Linked DNA regions of Homo sapiens: region 1 is linked to region 2. Evidence: read pairs that join two places in POLR2A ChIA-PET (ENCODE). Cell type or tissue: PC-9. All regions are shown on one strand. Each heading gives the region's core, and the rest is flanking DNA. Links, peaks and the distances in the headings are about the cores only.

The links. Peaks named below come from ENCODE experiments on the same cell type or tissue, not always from the same donor. Only the 100,000 strongest peaks of a DNase experiment are listed, where the experiment ranks them.
Region 1: POLR2A ChIA-PET joins it to region 2 with 6 read pairs; 2 of 35 experiments call an interaction of 5 or more read pairs at or near these places.

The regions. Positions count from the first base shown.
Region 1 is chr12:52,513,240-52,518,610 of GRCh38, forward strand. It overlaps KRT5 (keratin 5), which reads right to left. Exons shown (of 9, transcript NM_000424.4): 3 at 4,864-4,924; 4 at 4,658-4,753; 5 at 4,351-4,515; 6 at 3,868-3,993; 7 at 3,398-3,618; 8 at 2,559-2,593; 9 at 1,336-2,001. The coding sequence ends at 1,703. Among named protein-coding and RNA genes, the nearest start is that of KRT5, 4.5 kb to the right of the region's middle. RefSeq lists enhancers at 2,834-4,033, 5,043-5,371. In PC-9, for the core only: no CTCF peak of the experiment used is centred there; DNase peaks (open chromatin) are centred at 752 and 3,322; H3K4me3 peaks cover 192 bases.
Region 2 is chr12:51,374,880-51,380,250 of GRCh38, forward strand. It overlaps GALNT6 (polypeptide N-acetylgalactosaminyltransferase 6), which reads right to left. Exons shown (of 12, transcript NM_007210.4): 3 at 4,412-5,005; 4 at 2,316-2,488. The coding sequence starts at 4,902. Among named protein-coding and RNA genes, the nearest start is that of GALNT6, 14 kb to the right of the region's middle. RefSeq lists enhancers at 4,374-4,875, 4,876-5,371. In PC-9, for the core only: no CTCF peak of the experiment used is centred there; no DNase peak of the experiment used is centred there.

The DNA.
Region 1 (5,371 bases), core at 333-5,332, 1.1 Mb after region 2:
TTAAACAAGGTACCCCTGTAATCTTGGGGAAGTTAATGAACAAAAAATAGAGAACAAACAGGCATGCCTCACTTTAATTAGCAGAACTACTGACTTGCTTAAATTTCCCACGATCATAGCATCCTCTAACGTTTCCCACAATGGGCATGGACAGTCTAACCCAATAAGTCATAAATTAAAATTAAATCAAGTCCTTGGCATTTATAAATTGGTTTGGCAAAATGGGACACCATGGGCCTCCCCAAGCCCTAGTTAAAATAGTTAATATGCCCCAGTGTAAATTAAAACAGGACCTTTAAGGAGTGAAGCCCATTAAACAGGATCTATTTAGAGAAGGGTTGTTTATATCCATTATTTTTCCATCAACAACCTAATTTGGCCTATTTTTAAACTTGGGAAAAATGAATGGTGCCTCACAGTGGATTACCACAACCATAATGTCATGGTCATGCCTACTAAGGCTCCATACCCAATATTACTGAAATTATTGACTTATCCAATTGGCAGCTGGTAGATATTTCCTTCTTATGGATTTGGCTGTCAAATATTCTGTTGAATGCCCGTTGCAACAGCTTCTCAGTCACAACTCGCTTCACCACCAAGGCGGCATGACACAGCTTTCCCAGATACTCAGGGATTGCCTCAGCAGCCCTGCCATGACATGCAATTTTTGCAGTCAAGCTCTTAAATGCATCTGACTTTCTCCAGGAGTACAGATATGATTTACATTGCTGAATCCTCCTCCAAAGAGATGCATTTGATACACGCGTTCAGGACATATAGATACCAAGGAGCTCAGAAAAAAAGGGTTTGCCGTTGTCCCACAGGTCATGCAAAGTCCTGCCACATTAAATTTCAGAAATTATTTGGTAAACCAAGAGCTACTCCATCCCTGACACTGTCAAAAAATAGCTATTGAGCATCTTAGCGCCCACAATATTACAATAGGACCAACATCTTTTAGGTCTTTTGAGGTCCTGAAGGCAACATATTCTTCATTTACAAACTTTACTTAAGCCCAAATATGCTGCTACTTGCAAATCATCTCACCTTGCATAGGGCCCTCTTTAACAAAAGGCTCTAAAATCTGTCTAAATTGTAGTACAATGCACATGCCCGTTAATGCCCTCCAGAGACTCCTTCATTGCAGAGACTTTATAATCTCTGTGCTTCTTGGAGTCTCTGGGCCACCCCCAATAGCCACTTTCCCTTAAATGTTATCCCATTCTCCCTGTGAATCATCAAAAGAACCAATCACATCTGGGTAGACTGACCCTCATGGTATCTCTAGGCTGATTGTAAACCTAGAAAAAAAAAACAATTCTGCACACCAGCTTATATTATAAAAGCATTTTATTGAACACATTCTGGAGGTAGTTAGAACCAAAACAAAATTTGGGATTGGGGTGGGGATTCTGTTTTGATGATTTAGATTTGGGAAAACTTTGGGTTCTCGTGTCAGCAGGGGCCATGCTGTGGGAAACCTGAAGGCTGATTTGAAGCAGAATATAGAACTGCGGCACGGGAGACCAGGGGCTGGGAATGGGGCTCTCCTGGGAACCAAAGAATGTGGTTCTGCAATTGGCTTGGTCTAGACTACTCTCCAGAAAAGGATAAAACATGGCTTGAGCAACTGCCTAGAAGAGGCAATCTCCATGGGCTGGGTTGCTGCACTTGGAAGGCAGTGACTTGCAGCAGGTTCTTAGCTCTTGAAGCTCTTCCGGGAGGAGGAGGTGGTGGAGACAAATTTGACGCTGGAGCTGCTACCCCCGCCACTGCCAAAGCCCACCCCCAGCCCTCGGCCACTGCTTGCACTGAAGCCAGAGCCCCCCACACTGAGCCCACCACCTAGGCCGACACCCCCACTGCTGCTGGAGTAGTAGCTTCCACTGCTACCTCCGGCAAGACCTCCACCGAGGCCGCCGCCAAGACCTCCACCGAGGCCACCGCCATAGCCACTGCCACTGCCATATCCAGAGGAAACACTGCTTGTGACAACAGCTGCAGGGAAAGGAGGGAGGACTCAGTGAGACCATCTGCCAGGCTGATCCTGCATGGCCCATTTATTTGATCTGCTGGTGTTGGAGCACTCTACTGGACCCCCTTTACAGAGTAGCAAACAAGGCCCGGAAGAACTGTCATTTAATTAAGGTCCCTAAAAAAGTGGGTGAGTGTAAGAGGCAAGGTGCTAGGTACTGAGAGGAGCTAGGTACTGAGGGGAGCTAGGTACTACAGGGAGCTAGGTACTGAGGGGAGCTAGGTACTGAGGGGAGGAGCTAGGTACTGGGGGGAGCTAGGTACTAGGGACAAGGCAGGGGACAGGGTCCAAGAAGCATAGGATGCATGGCTTACCCTTTAAGAGATGAGACATAAGCCACATTGCTTCCTGTCCCAATCTGTCCTTCCCCTCCACCACCCACAACTTACTAAGTGTATTATTATAAATAACCATATGCTGGGATGGGAAAAGTTTGGATCTAGAAACAGCAGAATTCTGAGTTGGCACTAAATATATCCCATATTATTGTCGTTGTTAATGTCTGTTCAAAGCTACTTACAGATGTTGACTGGTCCAACTCCTTCTCCACTGAGTCTGAAAGGGGAAAAATTGAATTAAGGGTTAACAGCTCCCAAAAAGACAGCATTAGTCTATGTGGCTAACTCCCATCCTCATGATTCGAGTTCATTCCATAAGCCAGGAGTCTGTACACCCAAAAGCTGCTTAAGTTAAAGGAAGGGAGAACTCTCCAGAGGGATTTTCCAATGAAGAGGGATTGACCTAGAAACAAGTTGTTAGGAAAGAATTATAATTCACATTCTTCTCCACCCACTATGGGGAAAGTATAAGAGATTTGGAAAATGTGATTATGTCGAAAGCAGTTTTTGCCTTGTAGGAGTTACATTCTGTGAGAGAACTTGGCACGGACAGAAATTCCTCCAACAGAAAGTAGGCAATGGGCAATGTCAGAGGTTGAAGCAAACAGTAGTTTGACAATCCAAAGGTAGCTGAGTTTAACTCAGCTGGAGTAAACATGAAAGCCTTCCTGAAGGAAGGGGTACTGGAGGACAAGGGTGGATGGAGGTGGGCATGACATGGATATTGAGGTTGAGCAAAGGACGTGAGCAAAAGCAGAAAAGGCACAAGTGTCAAGAAGATTGCTGAGTTGCTCAGGTGCTTGGAGGACAGCCAGTGCCCAGGAACACCGGTGGGGGAAAAGAGACCAGAAAAGTGAGTTGAGGTCAGCTATATGGCCATGAGTCAGACTGAAATAGTGTTGATGATGTGTCATTATCACGCACAAGTCACTGATCTCATGTATGTGTGTTGTACACCCCACAGTAGAGCAGCTTCGCTTTATCAGCTGAAGGCCATCTTGAGTTCATGCTGTCTACTCACCTGCATTCCTCGCCCTCCAGCAGCTTGCGGTAAGTGGCGATCTCCACGTCCAGGGCCAGCTTGGTGTTCATGAGCTCCTGGTACTCACGCAGCAGCCGGGCCATGTCCTGCTTGGCCTTCTGCAGGGCCTCCTCCAGCTCGGCCAGCTTGTTCCTGGCATCCTTGAGGGCCAGCTCCCCACGCTGCTCGGCATCCGCAATGGCGTTCTGCAGATTGGCGCACTACAGATAGAAAGGAGGAGAGTGGGGTTGCTTGGGACCTGAGGTGTCTCCTTCTGAGTTTCTGGGTCAGACAAACCAAACTATCATGAATCCCAGAGAGAAACCAGTACATCGTGGGTGGCAGGACACTGAAACACTGGTACTGGATCTAGCTGCGTGTGTTTAGCAAAAGTAAAACAAAATAAAACAAAGTAGGTGTTTCTTTTAGAACTCAGGCCCCTTCCTTGCCCTCTTTCAATCTCACCCTACCTGTTTCTTGACATTGTCAATCTCGGCTCTCAGCCTCTGGATCATCCGGTTCATCTCAGAGATCTCATGCTTGGTGTTGCGGAGGTCATCGCCATGCCGGCCAGCTGTCTGCTGCAGCTCCTCATACTGATGCAGCCAGGAAAGAGGAAAGATTCTGTTTATATGAGAATGGGAAGAACTTTCCCAAAGTTCACAGGCAGTGAGTACTAAGTGGTGGCAAATAGTGTGGGGCTGGTTCAGGCTTTTCCAAGGCTGAGCTAGTCTAGTGCCTTTGCTCTCCTGGAGACACTGGTGTGAGATTCAGAGTGAGATTATTTCTCAGGTCCTTGGGTTTAGATGGAAATTGTCTACACAGCCATTCCTATAAAGCATCCCAATGGGCTTCAGCAGGTTCCAGGAGCCCCATTCTTAGTGTCGTCATGGCCTAGAATCCTAGACATGGGTGTGTCCCCTCACTCAGGAGACAGTCATCAGAGCACCCACCTTGGTCTGATACCAGGACTCGGCTTCTGTCCGGCTGCGGTTGGCAATCTCCTCATACTGGGCCTTGACCTCAGCGATGATGCTATCCAGGTCCAGGTTGCGGTTGTTGTCCATGGAGAGGACCACTGAGGTGTCAGAGACATGCGTCTGCATCTGGGACAGCTCCTGCAGGGAGATTTGGAGTCGGTCATCTGGTTCTGTGTTGTGTTATTTAATGTCAGTTCCATTCAAATCTTTCACTCATTGTGATATGACAACTTGAGGAAAAAAAACCCACCCATGTGAAAAATTTAGATAAGTTTCTTACCGCATCAAAGAACATCTTCATGAAGTTAATCTCATCCATCAGTGCATCAACCTTGGCCTCCAGCTCCACCTTGTTCATGTAGGCAGCATCTACATCCTGGGGAAACAGGGATGATTGGCACTGCACACACCGTCACCCTACTCAAGTGAGCTCCACGCTTAGAGAGCATAGCTGCAGGCTGCTGGTTCTCTCCCACCCACACGCACCTTCTTCAGCATCACAAACTCATTCTCAGCAGTGGTACGCTTGTTGATTTCATCCTCATACCTGGTGGTGAAAGGGATGGGAAGTGTTTGTCAGAGGATGAGCAACAGGTAAGGGGTCTTTATTATGCAGTCAACTGTAAGCCTACTTTTGCAGTGGGAAGGGGCTTCTCCTCATAGGCAGAGAGGGAGGGGACACTGGTAGCATGAACCTCTGGCCAAGGTCCCTCCCCATTTAAATACTGCTTTCTCTGTAACTGCCTACCATATAATAATTCTATTATTGCTCTAATTCAGTTGTTTCAAGCAGATTCCTGCAGAAAAGCTGTGCTGTTTCTCCCCAACTGCATTACCTAGTCAATTTCTCTAGTGTTCTTTTTTGAGCTTTCAGAGGCTTTAAAAAAAAAAAGAAAAGAAACAAAATTAAATCTAGCATCCTAGTTGCTGGTTCATAAGACTAAAGAAATTACTTGAGCCACCAAGCTGGGTTATGTCACCAGCTCCTGCTTTG
Region 2 (5,371 bases), core at 191-5,190:
GTACAGATGAAACACTTTCAACGACTCCTTCTTACTTTCTAAATAAATGCTTTTAGCATGACATGAATGTCAATTCAACATTTTTTTTTTTGAGACAGGGTCATGCTCTGGCTCAGCCTCCCGAGTAGCTGGGACTACAGGCACATGCCGTCATGCCAGGCTAATTTTTGTAATTTTTATAGAAAAAAGGTCTTGACATGTTGCCCAGGCTGTCTTGAACTCCTGGGCTCAAGTGATCCACCCGCCTCGGCCTCCCTAAGTGCTGGGATTACAGGGGTGAGCCACTGTCCCTGGCCAATTTAACATCTTTTAAGTCTCATTTCCTAAACAAACCTAAGCTTCAGCCACACCAGATCTCTTTAACAAACACATTCATGTCTTTAGGACTGTGCTTATGCCATTCTCTTGTGGGAATGCCCTTCATCCACTCTTCTCTCTTAGACACTCATCCTTTAAGGCCCAGCTCCAATCTGGCTTCCACTGCAGACCAGCCCTAGCCACGCCAGGCAGAAATGGCACCTCCTGGCTACATACTCCATGGTGCATTGTTCTCGTACCATGAATAAAATGGAATGCATGCTTGTGACACTCTTACTTGATGCCAGCCACTCTGTGGCACATGAATCTCATTTATGACCTATCTCATATCCCTCACCCACCATGTAAGGGACTCAACTGCTCTTTTTTTTTTTTTTTGAGATGGAGTCTCACTCTGTAGCCCAGGCTGGAGTGCAGTAACATGATCTCGGCTCACTGCAACCTCCGCCTCCTGGGTTCAAGCGATTCTCCTGCCTCAGCCTCCCGAGTAGTTGGGACTACAGGCATGCTCTGCCACGCCTGGCTAATTTTTGTATTTTTAGTAGATACGGGGTTTCACCATATTGGCCGGGCTGTCTCGAACTCCTGACCTTAAGCAATCTGCCTGCCTCGGCCTCCCAGAGTGCTAGGATTACAGGCGTGAGCCACCACGCCCAGTCCTTTTTTTTGTTTTGTTTTTTTGAGAAGGAGTCTCACTCTGTCTCTCAGGCAGAAAAGCAGTGGTGCCATCTTGGCTCACTGCAGCCTACGCCTCCCGGGTTCAGGTGATTCTTGTGCCTCAGCCTCCCGAGCAGCTGGGACTACAAGCGCGCACCACCACACCTGGCTAATTATTTTTTGTATTTTGGGTAGAGATGGGGTTTCACCATGTTGGCCAGGCTGGTCTCAAACTCCTGACCTCAAGTGATCTGTCCGCTTCAGCCTCCCAAAGTGCTGAAATTACAGGCTTGAGCCACTGTGCCCGGTCTGCCCCCATTTTTTGAAGAGGAAACAGGTTCAGGGAGGCCAAATGCTTGTCCAAGGTCACAGAGCTAGGAAGGGTCAGAGCTGGGATTTGAATTCCTAGGTGTTGGACTCTGCAGTCCATGCCCTTTCACACCTGTTACAGGTGCATCACTGCCACAGCACTGTGGCTAGTGTTGTAAGAGGCTTCTGGCCGGGCACGGTGGCTCATGCCTGTAATCCCAGCACTTTGGGAGGCTGGAGCAGGCAGATTACCTGAGTTCGGGAGTTCGAGACCAACCTGACCAACATGGAGAAACCCCATCTCTATTAAAAATACAAAATTAGCTGGGTGTGGTGGCACATGCCTGTAATCCCAGCTACTAGGGAGGCTGAGGCAGGAGAATCGCTTGAACCTGGGAGGCGGAGGTTGTGGTGAGCTGAGATCACACCATTGTACTCCAGCCTGGGCAACAAGAGCGAAACTCCATCTCAAAAAAAAAAAAAAAAAAAAGGCTTCTGACCTATGGGGGTTTTTAGTATTTTCAGGGCAGGGTCTGTCTCCTTTGTCATGGCATCCCCTCTGCCTGGGTCAGAGCCAGGCACACAGTACTCAGTAGATGTTTGTGGAATTGAAGGCTGGAAGTTTGGTGAGCAACCCCACTTACCTATCAACAGCTATGGCAAAAAGGGCTGGTTGGGGAGTCTTCAAGAGCAGAAGAGTGGCCCAGCGGGTAGGAAACAGAGGTGAAGGCCTGTCCCTACCCTCTGCCCTGTCTCTCCCAGCATTTCTGAGTTAGGGTTGGCCTTGGCAGCGTTCAGGGAGTCTTGAAGCCAGAGCTGAAAAGCTCTTGGAGCTCTTTGGCTGAGGTGTGAAGGAAGCATGGTCTACCTGCCCCTACCTGACTTCTTCCTGCTCCTGGCCTTTAAGATGAGCTGTGATGTCAGGCAACAGGCTCATGAGGTGGTGCCTGCTCCCTTGAAAGGAACTGCCCTCCTCCTTTGAGTGCCCAGGGGAGACCCCGGCCCCCTCCTCTGGGCCCCTCCAGCCTCACCCTCTGTGCTGGCATCATCCACCAGTATGATCTCCTTGAGCAAGATGGCAGGGGTGGTGTGTAGGACGCTGTACACTGTTCGCAGCAGTGTGGACCAGGCTTCGTTGTGGAACACAATGATCACGCTGGTGGTGGCCAGTGGGGGGCAGCGCCGGAACTTCTGGTCCACACACCTGGAAGTATGAAAGTACGGACAAAGTTCTCCTGGTCCCTGGGAGTACCAGGTGTGGGGAGGGCCCCATCCAGAGACTCCCCCAGACCATCCTCCACTCCTCTGAACCACAGCCTACATTCTCTATAGCAGGTGGGAACAGCTGTTCCCTGTTCCTGTCTTCCCCGGTATCTGCCACCCACCCTGAGCCTTTGCACAGGTTCTAGCCAAACCACTCCAAAATCCATCCCCACAGAGCTGGCTCAGTGCCCCAGCTGTGATGCTGAGGCTCCTCCACCCCCTTCCTTCATCTGCTATCTGCTCTCAGGCTAGGAGTTCCCAGGGCTGGCTCTCTTCCTCCGTAATATGTGAACTGCATAAAATGTAATCCAATCCAGAGGTCCCAGAGGGGTAGGTAATAAAGGCCAAATTTGACATCTGAGAAAAGTGACTATGATTTCCATACTCAATGAGAAGAAAAGGCTCTTCCCTTTACAGCGTACAGTTCCTCTCTAATCCATTTTCTCATTAACTCCCTGTGATTTGACACCACTATCACAGTCAATTTCCTGCAACCTTTCTTCCAACTTCATCCACTCCAGCTACTCTGTGGCACTTGGCCATGCTGCTACCTTCTTGACACTCTATCTCAGGGTTGGGGTGGGAATGTGTGAATCCTGGATCTCAAGGAATCATGTGACCTCACACCCTTTCCTTGACCTCCTCTGCTGGTCAGAGGATTTCTTGGGGACCCTCCAGAGAGATTCCCTGTCTTCCTCCTCTGGCTGCTGTCACACCCAGTGCTCTTCTCTCTGTCTGTTTTTTTTGAGACAGAGTCTTGCTCTGTCACTCAGGCTGGAGTGCAGTGGTATGATCTTAGCTCCCTGCAACCTCCACCTCCCAGGTTCAAGCGATTCTTGTCCTTCAGCCTTCTGAGTAGCTGGGATTACAGGCACCCACTACCATGCCGGGCTAATTTTTTTGTATTTTTAGTAGAGACAGGCTTTCACCATGTTGGCCAGGCTGGTCTTGAACTCCTGGCCTCAAGAGATCCACCCACCTCAGCCTTCCATAGTGCTGGGATTATAGGCATGAGCCACTGTGCCTGGCCCCAGTGCCCTTCTCTGCTGAGGAATTCCTGATAGCTTCAAGTGGCCCCTTGTTCTAGGGCTATCATACTTGGCTCAAGTCTCAAGAACCTCAGGTTCACAGCCCTAAAGACTCACGAAATCTGGGGATGAGGGCTGCCATTTGAGAAAAGGCCAAATAGGGTATAACACTTGACCTGGAAAAGACAAAGGCTAAGTGGGGAAGACACACTGTCTTTAACTTGAGGATCATGGGAATGCAGCCATGGGGGCGTTAGAGGGAGGGGGCTGCCACTCAAAGATCTAAGTGAGATCTCATTGTGCAAGATTGAGGCTATAAACAACTTCAGATAAAGGTTGGAATCAATTCCGGCCTTGTGGGCCTTCACTGGAGGAAACCAGGTGTGAGGATATTCCTAACCACCAGGGTTGCTGTTAAGAAATGCCCACCCCCCCCCCAAACAGCTCAGCATTAGAGTCCCACAGTCTCTGGAGCAGGCCTCAGTAGAGGAGAAAGCTACTGAAACCACAGCTTGGTATCAGGTCTCCCCAGTCACCCCGTGCCAGGTCCTGGTGCCAGGCTGAGTTCCTTCTTCCACATCATCTCACTTTCATAATTGCATTTCACTCTCACAGGTCTCCCTGGGCCTCTGGCCTGACCATAATACCCTTGAATCACAACCCCTGGGATCAGCACAGTTGTTCTGGGAAAGAAGTGAGGCATAGAGGAGATCCTTGCCCATATTATAAAATTCCCTTCAACTCTTTCTCTGGCCCTTGATCTATGGCCCTGGCCATACTAGCCATGCCTTTAGCAAAGCCCTGGTCTCCCCACAAGGACTCTGGGTGCTACTTACTCAGGTGGTCGGGTGTCTGGCCCCAGGGACCTCTGCAGGGAGATCCGGTCGCTGGCAAAGGCATTGAAACAGTGCTTCTTATAGCCTTCTTCCTTTTCCTGGGTCTCCAGGGGGGTCCACTTGCTCTTCTGAAATGCTTTTCCATCTGCCCCAGGGGCATTGGGGTCCTGTGGTGGCCGTTCCCAGAAGGGCTTCAGTTCAGCTGGGGTATAGAACCCAGGGAGGCAGGACTGGTTTATGGAGAACAGAGTCTGCTGGGCTTCTGGAGCCCTGATTTGGAGCTTGGGCATTGAATCTCTAAGGTTGTTCATGGCCTCCAGCATGAGGTCCAGGACGTGATCCTTCCGGCTCACCAGGGACTTCAGCCACGGCTTCTCTGTGGCCTCCTCTCTGCTGCTCACATCCCTATGCAGGAGGAAGAGGAAGAGCACAAAGGCGCAGCCCACCATGGCCAGGCGCAGGGGCATGTGGCGTCTGCGGAGGAGCCTCATCCTCCAGAACCAAGGGGCACCCCAGCTGCGTCAGCTCTGAGTCCTGAGCCCAACCCTGGAGATAGCTTGATACGTTGTGGTGGCCACAAGCTGGGGCCTCAGCCTGAGAAAGGAGGGGACAAGAGAGAGAAGTGAGCCAACACAGGGTAAGGAGGGAGTCGGGTGCTTGGGGTTCGAGGCCAGGCTCTGTTGCTGAGTGGTGGCATCACCTTATTGGCCACAACTTTCCCATATCTACATTTCCTTCATCCATAAAATGAGGAGACCGGAGGCAGTGTTTCTTTCCTGCCCTAAGATCCTAATATGCATGGATCTAGAGTCACTGGAACACTGAAACACTACATGAGATTTAATCATTAAACTCATGAGATTTAATCATTATGGCTTTGGGAAACAACTTGGTATTATCAAGAAAAATTTGAAATGAACACAGCCTGAGCCAGCAATTCCACTCCTCATTTTATATCCC